Linked DNA regions of Homo sapiens: region 1 is linked to region 2. A link is a loop called in an ENCODE intact Hi-C map of the cell type or tissue named here. Cell type or tissue: natural killer cell. All regions are shown on one strand. Each heading gives the region's core, and the rest is flanking DNA. Links, peaks and the distances in the headings are about the cores only.

Evidence for each region. A loop is a pair of places that touch in the nucleus more often than their neighbours do. Peaks named below come from ENCODE experiments on the same cell type or tissue, not always from the same donor. Only the 100,000 strongest peaks of a DNase experiment are listed, where the experiment ranks them.
Region 1: it touches region 2 in a loop (10-fold over the local background); 7 of 110 quality-filtered maps call a loop at or near these places.

Annotation. Positions count from the first base shown.
Region 1 is chr1:163,308,908-163,321,538 of GRCh38, forward strand. It overlaps LOC127814295 (a long non-coding RNA gene), which reads right to left. Exons shown (of 5, transcript NR_182654.1): 2 at 10,275-10,384. It also overlaps a transcript of RGS5 not described here. Among named protein-coding and RNA genes, the nearest start is that of NUF2, 6.7 kb to the right of the region's middle. In natural killer cell, for the core only: CTCF peaks have their summits at 7,060 (motif pointing left) and 7,261; a DNase peak (open chromatin) is centred at 7,064.
Region 2 is chr1:162,049,856-162,062,486 of GRCh38, forward strand. No RefSeq gene overlaps it. Among named protein-coding and RNA genes, the nearest start is that of NOS1AP, 14 kb to the right of the region's middle. RefSeq lists an enhancer at 6,122-6,636. In natural killer cell, for the core only: a CTCF peak has its summit at 6,311 (motif pointing right); a DNase peak (open chromatin) is centred at 6,306.

The DNA of each region.
Region 1 (12,631 bases), core at 2,451-10,450, 1.3 Mb after region 2:
AATATTATGTCTAAAAATACACAAATCCTAAGTTAAAAATACTTTATTGCTAAAAAATGCTAATGCTCATATGAGTCTTTAGTGAGTCATCATCTTTTTGCTTATAGAGGGTCTTGCCTTGGTATTGATGACTACTGACTGATCAGGGTGATGACTGATAGGCTGGGTGTAGTGGTTCATGCCTGTAATCCCAGCACTTTGGGAGGCTGAGGCAGGAGGATCACTTGAGCTGGGGAGATAGAGGTTACAGTGAACTATGGTAGTGCCACTGCACTCCCACTTGGGTGACAGAAAAAAAAGCGGGGGTGGTGGTTGCTGAAGGTTTAGGTGGCTGCAGCAATTTCCTAAAATAAGACAACAAATGAAGTTGGCCACATCAGTTGACTTTTCCTTTCATGAAAGATTTCTCTGTAGAATGTGATGGTGTTTGATAGCATTGTACCCATAGAACTTCTTACAAAATTGGAGTCAGTACTCTCAAACCCTGCCACTGCTTTATCAACAAAGTTTTGTAATATTCTAAATCCTTTGCTGTCATTTCAACAATGTTTAGAGAATCTTTACCAGCAATAGATTCCATCTAAGGAAACCTTTTTTTTTTTCTTATCCAAAAGAAACAACTCGTCATCCATTCAAGTTTTATTATAATATTGCAGCAATTTAGTCACATCTTCAGGTGCCACTTCTAATTCTAGTTCTCTTGCTATTTCCATCACATCTTCAGGTGCTTCCTCCACTAAAGTCATGAAGTCATTCATAAGGCCTGGAATTAACTTCTTCCAAATTCCTATTATAATAAATTGACATTTTGACCTCCTCCCATGAATCACAAATGATCTTAATGGCATCTAGAATGGTGAATCCTTTCCAGAAGGTTTTCAGTTTACTTTGCCATATCTATAAGAGGAATCACTGAAGCAGGTCTAGCCTTATGAAATATATTTCTCAAATAATAAGACTTGAAGTTTGAAATTATTCCTTGATCCATGGGCTGCAGAACAGATGTTGTATTAGCAGGCAAGAAGCAATATTAATCTCCTTGTAAATCTCAATCAGGGCTCTTGGGTGACTAGGAACATTATTAATGAGCAGTAATATGAAATAAATCTCTTTTTTCCAGTCTCGACAGAGTCTCAATAGGGAGCTTAAAATATTCAGTAAACCATGCTTTAAATAGATGTGCTGTCATCAAGGATTTGTTGTTCCATTGACAGAGTAGAGGCCGAGTAGATTCAGCATAATTCTTAAGGGCTGTAGAATTTTCAGAATGGTCAGTGAGCACTGGCCTCAACTTAAAGTCACCAGTTGCATTATCCCCTAACAAGAGTCATTCTGTCCTTTGAAGCTTTGCAGCCAGGCAATGACTTCTCTTCTCTAGCTATGAAAGTCCTTAGATGGGCCAGGTGCGGTGGCTCACGCCTGTAATCCCAGCACTTTGGGAGGCCGAAGCGGGCGGATCACGAGGTCAGGAGATCAAGACCACGGTGAAACCCCATCTCTACTAAAAAATACAAAAAATTAGCCGGGCGCAGTGGTGGGTGCCTGTAGTCCCAGCTATTCGGGAGGCTGAGGCAGGAGAATGGCATGAACCCGGGAGGTGGAGCTTGCAGTGAGCAGAGATTGCGCGACTGCACTCCAGCCTGGGCGACAGAGCAAGACTCCGTCTCAAAAAAAAAAAAAAAAAAAAGGCCTTAGATGACATCTTCTTTCAAAAGAAGGTGTTTTGTCTACATTGAAAATCTGTTGTTTAGCGTAGTCACTTTCATCATCTTAGCAAGATTTTCTGCATAATCTGTTGCAGCTTCTGCCTTAGCACTTGCTGCTTCACTCTACACTTTGTATTAGTCCATTTTCATACTCCTATAAAGAACTGCCTGAGACTGGGTAATTTATAAAGAAAGAGGTTTAATTGACTTACAGTTCAGCTTGGCTGAGGAGGCCTCAGGAAACTTACAATCATGGCGGAATGCAAAGGGGAAGCAAGGCACCTTCTTCACAAGGCAGCAGGAAAGAGAAATGCCGAGCAAAGGGGGAAGAGCCCCTTATAAAACCGTCAGATCTCATGACAACTCAATATCACAAGAACAGAAGGGGGGAAATCACCCCATAATCCAATTACCTTCACCTGATCTCTCCCTTGATACATGGGGATTATGAGGATTATAATTCAAGACCAGATTTGTGTGGAGACACAAAGCCTAACCATAACACACTTGTATGTTATAAAGATGGCTTCTTTCCTTAAGCCTCACAAACCAACCTCTGCTAGCTTCAAACTTTTCTTCTTCCTCCTGTCTGTCAGCCTTCATATAATTAAAGAGAGCAAGTGCCTTGCTCTGGATTAGGCTTTGGTTTAAGAAAATGTTGTGGCTGATTTGATCTATCCAGACCACTCAAACTTTCTCCATATCAGCAATATGGCTGTTCTGCTTTCTTATCATTTGTGTGTTCACTGGACAAGCACTTTTAATTTCCTCCAAGAACTTTTCCTTTGCATTCACAAATTGGCTGTCTGGCACAAGAGGCCTAGCTTTTGGCCTATCTTAGCTTTTGATATGCTTTTCTCACTAAGTTTAATCATTTCTAGTTTTTATTTTAAGTGAGACATTTGACTCTTTCTTTCACTTGAAGGCTTGGAGGACATTATATGGTTATTAATTGGCCTAATTCAAATATTGCTGTGTCTCAGGAAATAGGGAGGCCCAAGGAGAGGGAGAGAGATGGGAAAATGGCTGGTCAATGAAGCAGTTAGAACACACTCAATATTTACTTATTAAGTTTGTTCTCTTATATGGGTGGTTCTTGGTGCCCCAAAACAATTATAATAGTAACATCAAAGATTACCGATTGCAGATCACCATAATAGATATATAATTAAAAAGTTTAAAATATTGAGAGAATTACCAAAATGTGACAAAGACACAAATTGAGCACATGCCACTGTTAACAATGGCACTGACAGACTTGCTCAATGTGGGGTTGCCACATACCTTTAATTTGTCAAAAATGCAGTATCTGCAAATCATAATGAAGTGAAGTGCAATAAAACAAGATATGTGAAGTGCAATAAAACAAGATATGCTTATATATAATTGATATGGTTTGGCTTTGTGTCTCCACTCAAATCTCATCTTGAACTGTAATCCCCGGGTGTTGAGGGAGGGACCTGGTGGGAGGTGGCTGGATCACGGGGGTGGTTTCCTCCATGCTGTTCTCATGATAGTGAGTGAGTTCTCATGAGATCTGATGGTTTTATAAGGGGCTCTTCCCCCTTGGCTTCCTTCACTTGCTCTCTCACCTGCTGCCATGTAAGACATGCCTGCTTCCTCTTCCACCATGATTGTAAGTTTCCAGAGGCCTCCCCAGCCATGCTGAACTGCGAGTCAACTAAACTGCTTTTCTTTATAAATTACTCAGTCTTGGGCAGTTCTTTATAGCAGTGTGAGAACGGACTAATACAATAATTATGTGGGACAGATAGTAGTTATATGTAATGGGAGACTAAATAAAAGAAAGATCTGTATGAAGTGAAGTGGAAACTAAAGGACTGGTGAAAGAAGTGGTAGCTGAACTAAATTTGGCTAGGTTGAAAAGAGGGCAAAGGGAATCCTAAATGGAAAAGGAGCAAGGCGCACAGGGTAGAAGTAAGCTACTGAAAACGACAGTGATATGAACCAGGATTGTTTAAGGAAACTAGCCTGATTAAAGCAGAGAATACATTTTAAACAGTACTGGATGATTAGGTTAGATAAAAAAGGTAGATTGTGATGATGTGAAAAATGGATTAGTAGACAGGAATCTGGACTCCAGCAGATATAAGAGCATTATATTTTCGCACACAGGGAAGAATCCAAAGTGAAAACATTATTTTGTACTGGTAAGTAATCTGTCCTAACTTTTGGTTGTGAAAACACAGGGTCTGACAAGTGCATGTATTCAATGAATTCTGGTTGATGGCATGATGGCTATTGTATTTGTAATCCACACAAAACCTCTGCAATACCTGCCAAGTCTGATTTATCTTGAGATTAGAATCTTAGTTTAAACTTCTACTTTCTACTTAGCTAATCACCTGCATGGTTTACCATTCTACTTTCTGTCTTTCAACCTAAAATAAAAATATAACAGGGTGAAATAAAATGTACTAATTCCCCATATAACGTTACACCTGAGCTGTGGTAAGGGGATAAACAGTGACTTCAGATAAATAGTTCAATATCAATTGGGGTAGAAATGTCTCTTAACACAACATAGTCTGGTTTATTCTAAAGAAATAATGTCAAAATTATGTTATTATAAATTCCTCATGCAGAAAAATAGTTATTTTCTTTAAAAAAAATTAATCCTCAGGGTAGAATATGTGGTTAAATGTGTTTTGTTTTAGTTAATACTAACTCTAGGAGAAAATCTTCAGAAAAGCCCTAGCCAATGAACAGAACTAGAGGCAACTGCAATCAACAAATCACTAAGCTGTGAAATATTTAACACAAAGGAAGAAAACTGAGAGAGAACTTTATTCTCTCTTTGGAGTGATAGGAGATTCTAGGAAAGAAAGGGATGGGAGAGACCCTAGAGGCTTCCAGAGGAATAAAATAGAGTCAGGAATGAGACAATACATATGTAGGGCATCTCTGAAGGCCTAGAAGGTCTGTGTAAGACTGCCAACCCACCCAAAGGCTTATGGAGGGAGAGAGACACATAATCCCTTGAACAACAAAGCATAGCAAAGAAATTCAAAGTATCCAACCAACTAAACCCTTCCCCACAGAACTGAGGAACCCTTCATAGGTCTATATCTTTTGTGTTGTACTGTAGGGAAGTGGTAGAATAGTAGGTATCTAAGGATACAATCCTTTCTAGAAGGATTCAGGGATAAAATCTGTAGAACATAAAAAGGGTCTGCTGCACAGGTTACAAAAATTAACACTGCCTCCACCAGTGTAAGCGTTTGAGATTAGGAAGCACAGTAGAGGAGCTAGGGACAGAGCTTCTAACATTAATTACTTGGGTTCAACTTTTGTCTTCCTGGTTTCCTAGATATGTGACCTTGAGCTAGTTGTTCCAGTTTTCTTTAAAGTAAATAAGATATATATGTGTGTGTGTGTGTGTGTGTGTGTGTGTGTGTGTTTATAAATGGAATAGGAAGAGAAACTACTTCATGCAGTTGTTGTGATAATTAAATGAGGTAATACATGGAGAACACCTGGCATCTGGTACATCTTCTGCAAATATGCACTATCATTATTATAAAATATTGTATAAAGGTGTATAAATGGAAATTATCTTAATGGATTGTCCTAGGAACAATATTCAGGTAATAATTTTGAATATATATGGTCAAACTGTGTTTACCAGGTTGAATTTGCTTAATAAAGAGTAAAGAAAAACTGGCAGCTGATTTTTCCAAAGACTAAAGATGAAATGAGATAATATTACTTGGTACTTATATAGAAATGCATAGACTTAGACCCCTTTTTGAGAAAACAGGATTTGAAAAAGATATAGAGAACTTAGAAGTGATTTTCTCCTAAGGGTCCATATTAGAAAATGTACTCTAGACAATATAAATCACTATCATAAAGAATTCATGAGAATGATAACATGGCACCAGAACTGTGACAAAACACCAACAAAACAAAACAACAACAACAACAACAAAAAAAACCTACTTATCCCCAAATTTTTCTGATTTATGATAGTTATTATGAGTTTCATTTTTTAAAAATTCCCCTTCTGCTATGGCATGAATATTTGTGTCTCCCCAAAATTCATATTTTGAAATTCCAACTCCCAAGGTGATATTAGGAGGTGGGGCCTCTGAGAAATGATTAATTCATGACAGGGGAGCCTTCATGAATGGGACTAGTGCCCTTAAAAAAGAGGTCCAACAAAGCTCATTCATGCCTTCCATTATGCGAGGGCACAGCTAGAAGATGCCATGTATGAACCAGAAAGCAAGCCCTCACCAGACATCAAAGCTGCCAGGGCCTTGATCTTTCCAGCCTCCAGAACTGTGAGAAATACATTTCTGTTGCTTTTAAGGTACCCAGTTTGTGGCAGCTTGTTACAGCAGCCTGAACGAACTAAGACACCCTTCTAAAATGTGTTATAACTAACTAATTAAAAATTAGAGTACAATCACTGCTCGGGTGACAGATGTACTAATATCTCAGAAATCACTAATAAAGTATTCAATCATGTAACCAAAAAGGACCTGTGCCCCAAAAACTATTCAAATAAAATTAGACTACATTAAGATCAGTATTTTTCCTGAGAATCTCATTAACTCATTTGAAATAACTGAAAAATAGCACTGGATATTGTAATACTAATATTGAAAATATACAGAATATAAAAATTGAAGTTAGGCCGGGTATGTTGGCTCATTCCTGTAATTCCAGCACTTTGGGAGGCCAAGACAGTAGGACTGCCTGAGGCCAGGAGTTCGAGATCAGCCTGGCCAACATAGTGAGACCCCATCTCTACAAAAGAAAACTGAATTTTAAAAAGTCACATTGACCAAAAAATTTTAAGAATATCTAATTTGTTTCAGCTGATAATTCCTAAGGTTCTCTATACTAACTATATTAAAATAATAGAGTTTGCTGTGAAAGTTGGGGAAATGATACTAGAGAGGTTAGAGTTTAATATAGCAACTTTTTGCTTCCTTGGATCTTGTTTAGAGCTCATCACAAATTAGCAAAGAATAGGTACTTTATAGTTCCAAACTAAGAATTCCATGCGAGTCCTTAACAAAGATACTGTATTGCAAATGTACAGCTCAGTTCTGAAATCCACTAATAAAGATGAACACAGCTGAGAAGTCAAGTGGATTAACAGGCTTGTAATGATGAAAGGGTAATAAAAAGCAGATAGCTATTTTGAATTCAACGCTATTTTTCTTCTTAACCCTGGGCTCTAAACATGTATTCTAATGCCAATAAATTTAGAATCTAATTTTTTTCATCCAGAACATTGTGTTCAATGTTTATCACTCTAATTTACTTTTATGAATGAAAATGAAATAAAACTTTCAAACTATGTAAGGTTAACACTAATGCAACAGCGCCACCCAGTGAATATGCTGTATATTCAAAAGTGTTACTAGAATTTACCATTTTCTTTAAATACTAGCGTACTTTCAAAATATCTATGGCCTCAACCATTTATATAAAATTATACACTACAATACTAACTCAAAAATATATAAAAGCATTACGCATTTTTACTTACCCATTTATAACTACAGTTAAGATGTGCTTTCTGATATTTGTGATTAAAGGGTTTTGCATATTAAATGCTACCTATGTCAGCAAGCTAGAAATGTTGGCTGATAGGAGAGACGTATCATTATTTCCTCTCATATGAAACATTAGGCAGGTATAAAACAATGACACTTGTTTGCTTTTGCAGATTTTGTATATATCGCATAATACAGTACATAGTTTCAAAGATTTTGTCTCATGCCCTTAATATAAAATGTGTGTTCATAATTTCACTTCATCTTGCTATTACTGTTCATAATTCATATAAGTGAATTGAATGATGGCATCAATAATACAACCATAGAATTTGTAAACCAATCAATAACGTAATGTGGTGCTTGAGCACAGGAGTTTGAGGCTGCAGTAAGCTATGATGACACCAGCCTGGGCAACACAGTGAGACCCTATCTCAAAAAAAAAAAAAGCTAATATGATATAATATCAGATAGCATTTTAATATTCCACTCTATAGTGACTAGAACATAGTTGGAATATTGCTTTCGGTATTAAGTCCACAAAAATCTAATAGAACACTTTTTATGTCATCTTTTTATTTCTCAGGAAATAGAAATACATTGGAGGAAAAGGCAAAAAGAACTAAAATATATTCAACAAAAAGAAAATTTCTTTTTCACTCTGACCTGCTAGTTTCCCTCCTCAGAGGCTACTACTATTACTTTGTTAGACGCATCATGTCTCAAAAGGAGTTCAGTTCAACAACAAATACTAATTGAGTGTGCAGTTTGTACCAGGCATGGTGTTAGGTGTTGGAGCATCAAAGGTCATTAAGAACCAGCCCTGTATAATAGTGGAGACAGGCACAAAACAGATCATTTCAATATAACATAAACTTTTTTTTTGTAAGTATGCAAAGAATCCATCTCAGACCTCTCTTTTTGAGTTTCAGAATCATTCATCCAATTGCCATGTATCTGGACATTGTCATGTGTATGTTTCACAGGCATGTTGAGCTAGACATGTTTAAAACTGAATCACCAGTTACCTCCCAAGTGAGTCTGCCTCTGTGTTACCTAAATCAGAGACTGGCATCCCATTTATCTGGGTACTCAAGCCAGAAAATTTCACTCGTACTTATCAAGCATCTCCAGCGTATAAAGATTTGTGCTAAGCTGTGGATACATGACAGCAAATAGGGTAGTCCCTGTCTTCACCAAAGCTTGTTTAAGAAACTCTATCCTTGATTTCTCCCACTTCTGCCCTCACAATTCAGTCACCAAGTTTTGCCACTTCTACTTCCTAAAATTCTTCTGAGATCTATTTCTATCCACACTGGCAATGCCCCAGTATAAACTGCCATCTTTCTTTCCCTGGATTACTACAATTATCTCCTAACTGGTTTCCTTCTTGCTGGTATTGCTGCCCTTTGAGTTCTTTTTCTCAGAGTAGCGATTCATCATCTAAATACTAACCTAATCATGTTGAAACCATTCAAAGTTACTATTAGCCTTAAGAAGGAGTCCAAACTTTGTGACATCATCACTAATGTTCTTCATGATCTGGTCCCTGTTTACCTCTCCACCCCTGTCTAGAATCTCTCAGTTCCTAGACTGTGTTCTTCTTCATAAACATTGTTAGCCTCTATCTAGAATACTTGTTTTTTACCCTTTCAATTCCTAGCTATTATCAAGCATGGAGCCAATAAGACTGAACTGCCTTTTTTTTTTTCTTTTTTCCCTATGAGAATGTAAACTCTGTCAGGAAATTATTAGATTGGTTATTGCCATATTTGCTTGTTCATTATTATATTTCTAGTATCTAGCTCAGTGTCTGGCACAAAATAAGGGTTCAATGAATATTTTCTGAATGAACCCACAAATGTCAAGAAAGCAGAGAGAAAAGTCAACTAACTCAGACTATGGAACAAGGAAAGGCTTCTTGCAAGAGCCCTAAAAAATTAGTAAGGATAAGGAAGAGTCAGCCAAAGAAAATAAAGATAGTCCAGACAAAGTCAACAAGAATGCAAAAGGTCTCAGGTGTAAAGCAGCCTCATGAATGCGAAGTGGGTAGGATGGGAGATGGTACTGGAAAGGGAAACAAGACTGGGAAGGAAAACAGTGGCAAGATAATGAAGACCCTAGCACACCAGGCCATGGAGTTGGACTATCTTGAAGGTGACTGCAGAGGAAGATTAGAAATTTAAGGAGGCAAGTGAAATAGATTTACATTTGAGACTGGTCATTCTGGCTGCTACTTACAAGATGGATTTGGCGGTGTAGGTGGGGGTGGTAGTAGTTATGGCTGAAAGCAGTGAGATGAGATAGAATTGGGAGTACAAATGAAAGCAAAGGACAAATTAGAGTTTGAAGGGCTCGTGAGCCTCCCGAAAGTCGGAACTTCAAGGAACAGGTCAGGAATAGCAGTAGTTTTAGAATCCATGAGCAAATAGGTTAAAACAATGAGTGGACAGTGCTCACAGGGAAGATACAGACAGAAAACAACTCAAGGTTGGAACTTTGGGAAATACTATTTAATGGGTAGGCAGAGAAAAAAAGACCCCCAAGAAGCATGAGACAGGTAGAAAAAGATGGGAGAAATGCAAAACGAGTTTCAAGGAGGGTTTAATCAATGATACCAAATGCAAAAGAGAGGTCTAGAACAAGAAACAGTGGTCATACATTGGTGGAGGAAGTACATTTCATTTTCTGAGACAGACAAATAAGACAGGTGGATATATGTGGCATTGACAGAAGTGGAGAGGGAGGAAGTTATATATTGTATGATGGCTTTAATTTTCTCAATTAACTGGGAAAAAAGTACTGGGATTGTGTGTGGCCCCTATGGAATCTCTATTCATAAGAATGGGTGCCTGATGGGAAGTAGAGTGTAGGATCCAGTCTTAGTATTTCACCTATTCCTACCACATTAGACCAAGTGAATCAACTTTTTGTCCCTATTGATCTGTTAAAGTAGAAATAACAATTTGGAAACCCTGTCACTTAAAAAAAGAGATTTGTTTAAAGCACTAGATATCACAGCATCACCACTTGCATTAAAGTCCTAGCTGCAGGCTGCCATGGTCTCTTTGGAACACCCCCATCTTGTCACTCAAAGGTCCACTCAGTCCTGATAGGTCTGTCATCCAGAATTTAAAGTGCAGTCTAGAAAAGGAACATGAAATTAAAATTAGAAAGGCAATAGACACAACAAATTGCAGATGCATACGAATGTGTTATGTGCTTGAAACACACCTTTAAGACCACTCTGGTCACTTTCTATTAAAGAGAGGAATTTAGGTTGGGAAGAGGAATGAAGAAAGGGTAAAGTTTGTGAGAAATCACTGAAAGTTACAGGACAGGGAAATTACTGATGATAAATTAAAGGATTGTCAGGAATCAGGGAAAGAGCTGAAGATGGAGACTGACAATCTGTCATATATCACTTTGTGTCATTTTCTCCAGTGTTTCCAGCTAAGAATTTATAGACAAGATGCACGGATAAGATTTTGACAGGCACCTGGGTCAGAGGCATCAGACACAGGAAGTTTGGATGCTGATAAACCATGCAGTCTAGGCTGTGAAGGGAGGTATTAGCAGGAGGGCTGTCAGGGAAAATGAAATAGTAGGGCAAATGTAGCACATGTGAGGGTACAAAATTATGATGCTACAATCAGAAAGAATACTAAAGTTTTCTGCAATAGTCTGTGTTTTTATGGGTGATAACAAAACTCTTAGACTAATGTCTAGGTTGAGAATTCTGATGTTCCACCTTCTACCTTACACTGACCAGTATCAGGCAACTAAAAGTTTTAAAAAGTCAGATTTAACCTTCTAATTAAGGTAATTTGAATAAACACTCATTTTTTAAATAAATAATTTACTTCTAATATAACTCAATTTATCACATCAATAGTAATATTAACCCCCAAATAAACAATATTTATTGTTGATATAACAAAATGGTTGTCTTGCTCTTTTCTTCCTTTGCCTCATTTTTCTCTTTCTCCATGGTCCATTCTAATCTTGGCTTTCACATAAATCGCTTGGTTTTTTTTCTAGATTCTCAACGACAATTTAGACATTTGTTGAGCACTTGCCACTTGCAAGGTATTTTCCTAGGGACCATGTATAAATAATAATAGTCAAAATAACAGCTAATACTTTTCAAGTACTCACAATTTTGCCAGGCACTTAATTAAGCACTCTACAGGAACTAATTCACTTAATCTTCATGATACCGTATAAAGCAGATAGAACTGTCACCCTATTTTAAAGATGCAGAAACGAGCTCAGTTAGGTTAAATAGCTCGCCTAAGTCCACCTAGGTAGTAAATGGTGTGATCAGGGATTTCAATCCAACTCCCTTTGACCGTAGAGATGTGCTCTCAGTCACTACGCTATGGTTCCCTTCCCTGCCTCTAAGGACATATAATTTGGTGGAAATTATGCATGTATCAGTAATCAATTTGATTTGGCAAGTGTCAATGAGACAGGTCTCTTTTTTCTGCTTTCCTCACTGACTCTAATATTTTTTTAAAATCTATTTTCTTAATGTCCTTTTGGGTCTTACTAGATTCCGACTTTGAGACTTACATCAGTAAATAGACATTGAAAGGAAAGACAAAAGCCCTGAACTAATGATATGAAATGTATTTTTATTTAGAATTGGTATAGACTTCACTATCAATAGGTTTAGTTCTTCAGGACAGGACAAAGCAGCGGAATTTGTGTCTACATTCAATACAACCTTTCTAGCACTTTTTTCACATAATTCAGTTCAGGTTCCCCATCCAACACACGACTGTCACCAGATGATGCTCTACTCTGTGACCAGATACAAGTCCTATTACGTCTTCTCCTGTCCCAAACCTCAATAAAACTTAATGGCTTTCTCCCCTGACAACCAGGCCTGCCATGGCTTCCTAACTTGTGTTAAATGCAGTGTTTCCACTCTTGCCAAAACAAACAAACAAAATACCATGTAAAAAAATACAGATTTCAGGGCCCCTTATCTGAAGAATGCAACTCACTCAGGAATGTGCAAATTTGGGGAACAGTTCAGAGGTGAAAAGCACTGATCGAAGAGGGAGAAGCTAAAATCAGGAGACCTGGTTTCTACTTTACAGTCCCACTTACTGTATAACTTCTAACAAATCACTTCTCTCTGAGTCCAGTTTTCATATCGGTGAAAGCGAGAGGATTTGACCAGATGAACTGTTATGTTCCTTCCACCTCTTGAAGTCGTGCTTATGAGCACAGAGTCAGAGGATGTGTGTTCATATCCCAGCTATGCTACTTGTGAACTACTGTGCGCAGAGAACTGCATTCTCTGATTCAGAGCCCTCACCTGAGGGGATGATAGTATCTCTCCACTATCCCTTTTCTCCCCTTTAATGAAGTCTAAATGAG
Region 2 (12,631 bases), core at 2,520-10,519:
CCTCCCTTCCCTTCCTTCCTTCCTTCCTTCCTTCCTTCCTTCCTTCCTTCCTTCCTTCCTTCCTTCCTTCCTTCCTTTCTTTCTTTCTTTCTTTCTTTCTTTCTTTCTTTCTTTCTTTCTTTCTTTCTTTCTTCTTTTTTTTTTGACAGGGTTTCACTCTGTTGCCCAGGCTGGAGTACAGTGGCACGATCACTGCTAACTGCAGCCTCGACCTCCCTGGGCTCAGATGATCCTCCTGCCTCAGCCTCCCAAGTAGCTGAGATTACAGGCACATGCCACCATGCCTGGCTAATTTTTGTATTTTTTGTAGAGATGGGATTTTGCCGTGTTACCCAGGCTAGTCTCGAACTCCTGGGCCCAGTAATCTGCTAGCTTCGACCTCCCAAAGTGCTGAGATTACAAGCATGAGCCACCACACCTGGCCCTGTAGTTTCTATTTCCGCAGGCTGACAAACATTAGGTAAGTGGTTGGAATAGTTTACGTTCAGTATCCCTTTCAACTCAGAGAGTCTTTTGTTATTTTATCCCATTATGGGTACAATTATATTATTTCTACATCAGCTAATGTGTGAACTATTTCATGCCATTCTTCCTAAATAAACATTTCAAATTAAAAATAGTTTTAAAAATCTGCTATAGGTCAGTTTAATTAGAATCAATACCACTTTTGAAGAAAATACTCCTACTTCATATATTTGCTGTAAACAGAACAATTTGGTGTAACTGTTCATGTTTTATAGAATCAGTGGTTGTCCTTCTACCACCTGTTTTAAAAAGGACCCATGATTTTCCTGCCTTGTTGGAGACATTCACCTGCAGTGAGTCCACACATCTGTGCCTAAACTAACAATGCAACATTTGGCTTTCTCAAGACACAGAATCAGCCTCAAAAATATAAAAAATAGATCACAGCTTTGAAACGTAAAGTGTGTACTGCCAAAAAATGAAATATACATATTCAGTTTTTGAAAGTTCCATGATAAGATGGTATCAAGCAACAAGGCTGTTTTTCCTTTTAGGAAAAATTATTTTTCAGCTGGGTGCAGTAGCTTACACCTGTCATCGTAGTACTTTGGGAGGCCGAGATGGGTGGATTGCCTGAGCTCAGGAGTTTGAGACCAGCCCAAGCAACATGGTGAAACCCCATCTCTATTAAAATACAAAAAATTAGCTGGGCATGGCAGTGTGAGCCTGTAGTCCCAGCTACTCGGGAGGCTGAGGCAGGAGAATTGCTTGAACCAGGGAGGCAGAAGTTGCAGTGAGCTGAAATCATGCCACTGCACTCCAGCCTGGGCAACAGAGTAAGGCTTCATCTCAAAAAAATATATATATATACATATATATATATATATGTATATATATATATATTTCCTGGATGATGATAGAAATTATTTTTATTTCTGTCAAATCCATCAGACTGTAGCCTCTTAGCCCGTAGTTGTTTTCAACTATGTCCCTAGCATGTATTTGAGAATTACCTAGTCATGCTTACTAGAAATTCAGACATCTGGTCCAATCCCAGAGTACTTTTCTAGCTGGGGCCCTGGGAATTAGCTTTTCAATACATTCTCCTCCCCATACCCAAGATGATTCTTATTTGCACTAAGTTTGAATCATTGGTTTAGAAGACAAGAAGTATATCCTTTTGTTATTGTTGTTGTTAAGTGTAGCTTTATTTGTAAATGACCCAAACTGGAAACAACCAAAATGTTCTTCAGCAGACGAATGGACAAACTGTAGTATATCCACACCATGGGGTACTACATAGCAATAAAAAGGAACAAACAATTGATACATGCAACAACTTGGATGGATCTCAAAAAAATTATGTTGAGTGAAAAAGGCCAATCTCAAAAGGTCACATACTATATGATTCCATTTACACAATATTCTTGAAATAAAATTATAGAGATGGAGAACAGATTAGTGGTTGCCACGGGTTAGAGATGGGGGATGGGGTAGGGATGGCTATAAAGGGCAATAACAGAGCCTTATGGTGGTGGAGCAGTTCTGTATCTTGATTATATTCGTGATCACGTCAATTTACATATGCAATTTTTTTTTTGAGACAGAGTCTCGCTCTGTCACCCAGGATGAAGTGCAGTGGCGTGATTTTGGCTCACTCCACTTCCTGGGTTCAAGTGATTCTTGTGCCTCAGCCAGCTAATTTTTGTATTTTTAGTAGAGACGGGGTTTCACCATGTTGGCCAGGCTGGCCTCAAGTGATCCACCTGCTTCAGCTTCCCAAAGTGCTGGGACTATAGGCATGAGCCACCACCTGGCCTCACATGCAATAAAACTGAACATCACTACACACACACATACATGAGTGCATGTAAAACTGGTGAAATGTGAATGACCTCTGTGGATTGTCCCAATGTCAATTTCTTAGTTGTGAATTAAGAATTACATCCTTTTTAATCTTAATTCAAACTCCACTAACCATACAGGATGCTTCATACTGCATTCTCTGATGATGATAATGTAATGTGTACCCAGTCCCTACTTGTAAATCCTTTATAGCTAGAGCTACTCAGCCCCTACTTACAGGCCAGTCCCCCACCTAGGTTTTTGGATTAGTCTTATAGTTGTGCAGAAAGAATTTAGGAGCCACAGGTTAGTGTTTAGTGGTCAGCATCAAGGGTGATGATGCTGTGACATCAATATCTGTTTAGCCCTTCCCTCTTTTTTTCCTCTCCTTGGTAGCTCCAGGGAAGGGAGAGAGTTCACTCCATAGGATCCACCTTTTCTAGGAGGCCCATTTCCCACATTGTTAGTTGGTTCATTGCATAAGGCTTATCTGTAGCCTTCTAACAAACTCTTCCCCCTCTTCCCCTCCATCTCTCCCATAGCTCCATACAAGCAGCTGATTGGGCAGGATTTTAGGCTTGGGTAATATTTATATCTGTGTTTTGGCAAAAGAGTGAAGCATTATTCACTTCACTTCAAACCGACTGTTCCAGGTCTTCAATCAAGTTTTAGAGCTGTCTCTAAATTTTAATTATATTATTTCCTGTAGCCTAATTGGCACTCAATTTAAAATATATTATTGATAAGTCATCACCTCTATGTGCAAACCCATGCCTCAGACCAGAGAACCCTTTGATGTTTAGGTCTCATATTTTAAAGGAAGAGATGTAGATATCAGTGGCTCCAAACCCATTTCTTTCTGGACCAGTGAAGGCATGCAGAGGAAGTCAGGGCTTCCTTTTTCTCTCAAGCTGATTCCTCAGACCGCTTCTTCCTTTCATATCAAAGGTTTCAGTCAGTCATCCATTTTTCTCAGCTCAGAAATTCTGACACAGGGAGCTTACTTGTATGTGTGACCTGCCATTATACCTTGTTGTGCCTGGAAGTGTGAGAAGGGACAGAATTTTTACTTGAAAGAAGACAGTCTTGTTTCCAAAGAATGACAGAGAGGGGTTCTTTGCCTTTCCCATCAAGTAAGACTTCCTTTCAGTCTGAAGAGAGCCAGTCTTGAAGGGCACTTGGTCGGCAGGCACCCTTGCTCCCACTCATCTGTATTTGTACCCTTGGGTTCTAGCTCCAACTTCCTGGTAACCCAGGGGAGCAACTCTATGGAGATCCTGGCAGGGTTACAGAGGATCCTTGGGGGTACAGTTGATCATTCTAGACAAATCTCCCCAGGAACAGGTTGTTTTTCCAGATTTTACAGAATATAGTATTTATAAGACAATATTTCTTTTGCTTTCTCTGTCTCTCATGGCAGAACTTTTCATGCTTAATTGTTCCAAAGTACTGTTTCGTCAGAGCCAACTACACCAAAAATTCTTGTTCCCTTCTGAGATGGAATTACTGCTAGCAAGCAACTTTCCAGCCTGAGAACCCATCTCAGCTTCCGGCACATGTGAGAGGGACCATGCTACTAGTTCTCATCAAGAGATCTTAAGCAGAAGGGATGTGTGTCACCTCTGGGCTGAGGTGGTTATGTTCCAGGTACAGGGCATTTCATCTCTTTCTTTGACTGCCATTTGGCTGAATGCAGAGGATCCAGGAGAGGTGACAAGGAGGGCCTAGGGGATGGTGGAGCCACAGGATAGAAGGAGCCTGGATGCTGAGTTGCCACTTTAGGAGAGAGCTGCCAAGGAGAGCAGCTTGACCAGGAATGTCTGAATCTGTGACTTGCCATTATGCTTTGCTGTGCCTGGAAGTGTGTGAAGAAACAGAATCTTCAAATTTATGTGAGACAATATCAAAGACTTGGAACCAACCCAAATGCCCATCAATGATAGACTGGATAAAGAAAATGTGGCACATATACACAATGGAATACTATGCAGCCATAAAAAAGGATGAGTTCATGTCCTTTGCAGGGACACAGATGAAGCTGGAAACCATCATTCTCAGCAAACTAACACAAGAACAGAAAACCAAACACTGCATGTTCTCACTCATAAGTGGGAGCTGAACAATGAGAACACATGGACACAGGGAGGACATCACACACCGGGCGGGGCCTGTCGGGGTGTGGGGTGGGAGAGGAGGAGGGATAGCATTAGGACAAATACCTAATGTAGATGACAGGTTGATGGGTGCAGCAAACTGCCATGGCACATGTATACCTATGTAACAAACCTGCACGTTCTGTACATGTGCCCCAGAACTTAAAGTATAATTTTAAAATATTTAAAAAAATTTATGTGAGAAATAAACTTTTATTGTGCTAAGTTACTGAGATTAGGGATTATTTGTGACAGAAGCTGGGGTTAATAACCCTGACTGATACAACCATCTTCCTTAGAGTGAGGATGAGGAAGAAAAAGACAGTAGAGGGTCAGGGAGAGGACGGCCCCCATTGGCCACATATATAAGAACAACACATAGAACTATGAACTAGAAACCCAAGTGCCTAGAATCCCATACTTCACAAATGGAATCAGCATCTCTATTTGTCCTGCCTAAAAATACAGTATTTAAATCTAATAGTTATCAAGTTGCATTTTGCTGGCAGTGCAGGAGACTTAGAGACAAATGAGACAGAGTTGCTTAAGTCTTTTGTGGCAGCACAGTCCCTGCCAAACAGAAACACTGGATAAATATTTGTCGAATTGGATAGTTGGAGTCAGATATGAAACAAAATGTAACACAAGGTAAGTGTCTACACAGGGCTATGGGAATAGACAATAGAACAATTAATTTTGCTTGCATAGAGTATGTGTGAGTGGTTAGTAAAGGCCCCAGTGTCTAGATGTCTTTTACAGAACAAAGATGCAGACAGCCCTGGGTTCCTTATAGCTCTTAGCAATGAAGCTGATGGCTTGGGCTCACCCCCTGTCACTGCTGCTCTGAGAACTCCCAGGCCTTCCTGACTCCTCCACCCGTGGTCCCCCCCATCTAGATCACCCTTTGTTGGTTCCTTTCCTCCTTCCCGTGCACATTCCTGTAGTACTCTCACACTTCCCTTCCCAGCACCTCTAGGGAGGCCAGGGCTTCAGGACACCACCAGGGAGATATTCTTGCCCATTTCTTGTTTACTATGAGTCAGCCCCGACTCACCACCCAGGGCTGTGCATCCTGAACATAGGTTTTTCCAGCCTTTGATGAGAAGGCAGTGCTGTGGCTCTCCTATGACCAAGAGAGAAGCCAGCACCTGGTTATCCATGGAGTTACCTTACCTCACCACCTTTCCTTTCTGCTCACACCTTTCAAGTTTAGGTTCTGGAGAGGTTCTCAGGGGAGTAGGCACATGGCCTGGGCCTACGGGCTTCTTGGTTCTCACAGGGGTCCAGGCTCTAGTTCTAGTCTATGCTTTCTTTTCTTTTCTTTTCTTTTTTTTTTTTTTTTGAGATGGAGTCTTGCTCTGTTGCCCAGGCTGGAGTGCAGTGGTGTGATCTTGGCTCACTGCAACCTCCACTCCTGGGTTAAAGCAATTCTCCTGCCTCAACCTCCTGAGTAGCTGGGATTACAGGCGCATGCTGCCTGCCTGGTTAATTTTTGTATTTTTTTTTTTTTTTACTAGAGATGGGGGTTTCACCATATTGGCCAGGCTGGTCTCGATCTCCTGACCTTGTGATCCGCCTGCCTCAGCCTTCCAAAGTGCTGGGATTACAGGCGTGAGCCACAGCGCCCGGCCTCTAGTCTATGCTTTTGAGGGCATTAGGGGAAGTTTGTGTTTCAAATATATTTTGATATTCTTAAACATGTTTCATGATCTTTAAAATAAAAAGATGAATCCAATGTGTTCTGTAAAATGGGGGTGGAGGTGGATCTGAGGGTTCATTTCTCAGGCTGCATCTAGATCTTTTAGGAGGGCACCACTACTCAGTTCTGCCTCTTGAGGGCACCAGAGACTGTTTTGCCATCCACAGAACAGCAGGGAACTAGGCAGCCATCAGCTGAGTGACCCATGAACAGGCGATGTTTGGCCAGCCAGGGGAGCCCTGCTTGGGGGCCATAGCCTTGCAGAGCTCTGCCAGGTTAGTGGGATGATGACGGGACCCAGAAACCTGAGCTATGGCTTCAGCTCTGCTCTCAGCTAGCTGTGTGCCTTTCAAAAGCCATTTAACTTCCCCGGGCTTCAGCTTCCTCCCATGTATTAAAAGTAATGGCCAAAACCTCAATTATCTTTGCACCAACCCAAAAAAAGGCCAGGGGTAGAAAGAGCTGACCCAGATGGCTTCTTCTATATTTAGGGCTTTGAATTGCCCTAAATCATGGAAAAACTGGAAATGATAGAACGGCATAGATTCTTATTTCCTGGAGCCTTTGAAAGTGTTCCGGTCCTGAGCCCTGACCTCGACATGACCAGAAATTGGTTATGGCAAGATGGCTGGGAGCAGGGGGCAGGTGCTGACAAAGAGTAAATGAAGAAAATGAGGCTCAGGAGATAAATCAGAGTGGAAATGTCACAAGCTCTCCCTAATTTAGAATCATAACTGATGCTAGGAAAAGGACCTGAGAAAGATTGCATAACCTTTTTGTAACTATCCTCTGCCTGTCCAAGCTGTGTATGAAATAATAGCTATGAAACACAATACAAGCTAAGGGGGCTTTGGTAGCACTCAATAGCCCTGTTGAGATGTGGGTGGGTGTCTCAATAGTATTCCGAGTCACAAATGAACTTTCCTTGACATTTCATTTCCATACCTGAATTGTACATAATATTTTGGTTCACACCAACTCACTGAGGTAGGAAGACAAAATGCATGTCTATAGCATTAATCTTGGAAAAATGAATCATTCATTCATTCATGAGTCAACTAACGAAAGAAAGAGCAAGCGCCGAGTGGGAGAGTCTTGGCTGTGAGGGTAGTAAAGGCAATTCTGATTCAGGCACAACTCTTAGGAGTGGAAGTCTTTGGCCCCCGAGCAGAGAGAACTTGGTTGCAGGTCAGTGGGGTGTATTTCACTGTCCCAGATGGCACTTGTATGTAGGTTAAACTCAGAATCCAAAGTGTTGCTAAAGGACTGTATGGAGAATATGTGGGGAATGGGAGCAAACGGTAGTCTTATATGTTGTGAATGCCAGAGGATAGATAGAGACAGCAGGGGATGTTCTGAATGCTGAAAAAACCACGTTACCATTCAGTTGGGGGCGACATCAAAATTCTGCTCCTTGCCTTGTAGGGATGTCAGGTGGGATATGGGTCAGTAAAGCAAGATAGAAGTCTGGGGAGTAATAGTGCTTAGAGAGGCATCAAGGTAGTGGGATCCCTAAAAGGCTTTTTGAGAGGGAGTTGCCATTCCAAATTCAAGAACTTGACACTTTCCCTAGGGAGCCATAAGGAAAGCAAAGTACCTTTTCTTTGATCTTGCTTTGTAGACATGTCTTCTTTCAGAAAGTCCCTCCTATCAAGGGAGCCACAGGTAGATAGGGGTACAGTGGAGAGGGTTATAAAAGTCAAGGACTAAAGAGAAGGAATACACAGAAGGCGTGGGGTGAGCATGGAGGGTGGCTTGCCTTCAGACCTGGCTCCAGTGCTTATACCTATGTGATCTCGGAAAAACCCTATAATCTTCCCCAGCCTCAGTTTCCTCTTCTGCACTATGGGAGCCATACTTGTACCTCTCTCAGAAGGTTCTCATAAGGATTAGGTGAAATATAAACAAATATAAACAAAAGGCTTTTTAAAACTATACGGCATGGACTGAAAATAAACTATTATTATTATGAAAGGCAGAGGCGGTAGGTGCATACCAGAATGCCAGGATTATTACTTTTCACACATGGTGGTGTTTTGGGGACCCCTGCAGCCTTGCTAAAACTACTTCTACTGGGTGACTGCAGGTGTTAGCAAATTAAGTTTTTAAAAGGGCTCAAGAGCACCTGTGTGCGGGCTGAATCCTTGCATTATGACTTGGCAGCCTGGTAGGGCATGCTGGTCTCTGGAAATCACCTTTTGTAGTAGGCTGGGAGGGGACCTGGGGGTACCCACAAATTATCTGCTAGTTCTCCACTTTACGCAGGAGATCTACTTCTACCTCATCGTGGTAACCTACAACTTACATGACAGCTAGCCATGGTGACCAGAAACTTTATTGTTTTGTAACCCAGTAGGCCATGAATGCCTCCCTGGTGTGCCAAGAAATTGCATATACCATAGTTGTAGAGCCAGGTAATACAGGCATGCATAGGTTTGGACACAGGGCCTAGGAGGAGAAATCCTGGGCACCAGCCAATGTAATGTATTCCCAAAACACATCTTTGAAAGGCTGGATGGACCTTCTTGTCTCAACGCACCACTAATGCCACCATGGCATGCATCTGATAATAACAGATATCAACTGAGAGCTTACAACATGCCAGAAACTGTGCTGTTTTACATGCATAATCTCATTGTTTTAAAACTTTTTTATTGTAAAATATACATAACAAAATTTATCTTAACCATTTTTAAGTGTACAGTTTAATGGCATTGAGTACATTTGCAACGTTGCATGGCCGTTACCACTATTCATTTCCACAACTTTTTCATCATCCCAAACAGAAACTCTGTACCTATTAAACTATAACTCCCCATTTCCCCTTCCTTCCAGGCCTTGGTGACCACTCTTCTACTTTCGGTCTCCATGAAATTGCCTATACTAAGTACATCACACAAGTAGAATCATACAGTATTTGTCATTTTGTGACTGGCTTATTTTATTTAGCATGTGTAATTCCTAAAGTTTCATCCACATTGTAGTATGTGTCAGAATTTCCTTCTTTGTTAAGGCTGAATAATATTTCATGATATGTAAATACATTTTGCTTATCCATTTATCACTAATAAATATTTGAGTTGTTTCCACCTTTTGACTATTGTGAATAATGCTGCTTACAAGTTTTTAAGATGGAAAATTCTAAACATATACAAAAATAGAGCACAAAATATGATAAAACCTCATGTACAATGATCAACTCATCAACAATAATCAACTGATGGCCAATTTTGCTTCATCTATATGCCCACCTACCTCCCCCCATCCCATATTATTATGAGGCATCTCAAACATCATACAGTAATTGTTTCTAGTTTACAGAAGAGGAAGCTAAGGGACAGAGAGGTTTGAATTTGACCAAAATTCAAACTCAGGCAGTGTGATGACTGGGCTCATACTTATAAGTCTTTGTGTGTGTGTGTGTGTGTGTGTGTGTGTGTATGAGTGTGTGTTCATACATATACACACATGCATGGGGTCAACCTTGGGCAAAATTGCATATTTGGAAAAGTTTGCCTCTGGTGCCTCTCCCTGCGTCTTTTCCCATACTTGGATGCCACGTGGACTTTAAACATATGAGCACAAGTTTGAAGTCTTAGTTCTTAGTTACAGGTAGAGTCAGTAATGCCTGGCCTCCAGAGTGGGTGTGAGGATTAAAGGAGATAAGATCAGTAAAAGTGTTGGGCACCTTCAAGCATGTGGCAGATCAGTACACATGCTTTCCCCTCCCTTCCTTGGGGGGCCAGGCCCACCTTCCCTCCACAAAAGCAGACCTCAAGGAAACATGCACTATCAGAGCGCAACTCTCAGATGTCAAGGGGTAATCACTGCTGGGGGATTTGTGTTGTGAAATAAAGGATTTTTACCCTGCCAGTGAGTACACGACAGAGGTGGTGCAATTCCTTCTTGCCAATGAAATCATGTATGCGTGTGTGTGCAAGCATGTGCATCCACAAATGTGTAAAATAGGTTGGTGGACAAGTTCAGACTTCATTCTCTACCCAGACCATTACATTTTCTTTTCTCTGAGGAATTGTGACCCTGAAACAAATAACCACTTTTTCTCTCTTTGTCCTCTATTGGCTAAAATAGGAGGACAAGTCCTTTGTTGGGACCCTCATCATTTTCTGGCCCAAGGATACGAAACCACGGGACAGAGGTCTGAGCTCAGACAGGTCTTGGCAAGCCTGGCTCATTTCACTTCTAATCCTCTGTGGCCAGGCCCCTGGAGGTAACTCGGGAAGGACTGCAGAGCTCAGTGGACAACGGAGCAGGACTCATTGGTTGACCACAAAGTCTCAGGTAACCTCAAAATGTATCTGCAGAGGGGACAGGAGGGCACTGTGGCCTCAAGTATATTGAGTGATGGTCAGCAATAGTCTGGTTGGCCACTTCCTCTACCTGGAATGGGCTTTTCTGATCTTGCCCATGGAAGTAATAGAATCCTTTAATGCCAAGCTCAAGTACTGCCTCCCCTGTGACATTTTCTGTGTCTCCTCCCACTCTCCACCTCCACCCACCCCTGGTTGCCATACAAAGTGATCTCTCCTGCTCTGAACTCCATGGTATCACTTTTGTGCCCTCTGAAGCACTTTTAGTGCTTTATTTTTATACCATCGGAATATCAGTCTTAACTCCTTGATAGATCAAAGTGAGTTCCTCCAGAACAAGAACTGTTTCATCTATTTCTTTCCACTGTGAAGAGCCATTCAGTCATGCAACTAATGAGCATGCAGACTAATGAGCTGACAGAGCATGCAGTCAGCAACTAATAAATATCTGTTGGCTAAATGATCAGATGTCTCACACAACCATGGCACATAGCAGGCACTCACTAAATGCACACCGAACGAAGTAACATCCATCTCCAACATAAGAGACAGTTTACCCTGCCACGGATGTTCAGATGGAAACCAGTTTCATATAGCCCTTCAGGCAATAAAATATTTCAAAACCTCCATGGAAATAACCATACAAACTGCCTTGGGTAGCACCTGAGATGGTCTCAAATGGGGTTTCGAGTATTCTAATATCCCAAAGTGTGGCATTTTTATTAGTCTGTTTATTATTCTAACTGGCATTCTGAAGAATTTGAATGTCACAAAGTAGTACATACTTGTTGATTTAAGATAGTCTTGATGAGAATATCTGACCAGAATATCTGCTCATCAGCAGAATAATGGTTGACATTTGTAACAGTGACCCTGTAGTTACACAAGAAACCCAAACACCTTATTTAAGGAAGTGTTATAATATCTTTGGAAACTTGCTTTTTAAAAAGCCATTTTAATTTTCTTTTCTTTTTTTTTTTTTTTGAGATGGACTCTCGCTGTATCTCCCAGGCTGGAGTGCAGTGGAGCGATCTCGGCTCACTGCAAGCTCTGCCTCCCGGGTTCATGCCATTCTCCTGCCTCAGCCTCCTGAGTAGCTGGGACTACAGGCACCTGCCACCACACCCAGCTACTTTTTTGTATTTTTAGTAGAGACGGGGTTTCACCATGTTAGCCAGGATGGTCTCTATCTCCTGACCTCGTGATCTGCCCGCCTGGGCCTCCCAAAGTACTGGGATTACAGGCGTGCGCCACCATGCCCAGCCCTTAATCTTTTTTTTTTAAGACAAGATTTCACTCTGTCACCCAGGGTAGAATGCAGTAGGCGATCGATCTTGGCTCACTGCAACCACCTCCTGGCCTCAAGCAATCCTCCCACCTCAGCCTCCCAAGTAGCTGGGACTATAGGTGTATGTTGCCACACCTGGCTAATTTTTGAATTTTTTGTAGAGATGGGGTTTTGCCATGTTGCCTAGAACTCCATGTTGGTCTTGAACTCCTGAGCTCAAGTGATCCACCCACCTTGGCCTCCTAAAGTGCTGGGATTACAGGCATGAGCCACCTCGCCTGGCCTATTTTAACCATTTTTAAGTTAATAACTCAGTGACATTAAGTGAATTCACCACTATCTCCATAACGTTTATCATCCCAAACAGAAAGTCTATACCCATTAAACAATAACTGTACATTATCCCCTCTTCCTGGCTTCTGATAACCTGTATCCTATTTTCTGTTTCTATGAATTCACTTGTTATAGGTACTCCATGTAAGTGAAATCATAGTATTCATCCTTTTGTGACTGGCTAATTTAACTTAGCCTAATGTCCTCAAGTTTCTTCCATGTCGTAGTATATGTCAAAATTTCCTTTCTTTTTAAGGCTGAATAATATTCCATTGCATATATACACTACATTTTGTTTAATCCATTCATCTATTGATGAACATTTGAATTGTTTCTTCTTTTGGGAAAATTACTGTGAATAATGCTGCTATGAACATGGGTATACACATGTCTGCTCAGAAACGAGCTTTTTATGATCGCCTTCTCATCAGTAAATTTTATATCCATGGTAACTTCCCACTAACCAGAATATTTGACTAACTAGAATACTCCATTTTACCATCAGGCTTGGTAAGAA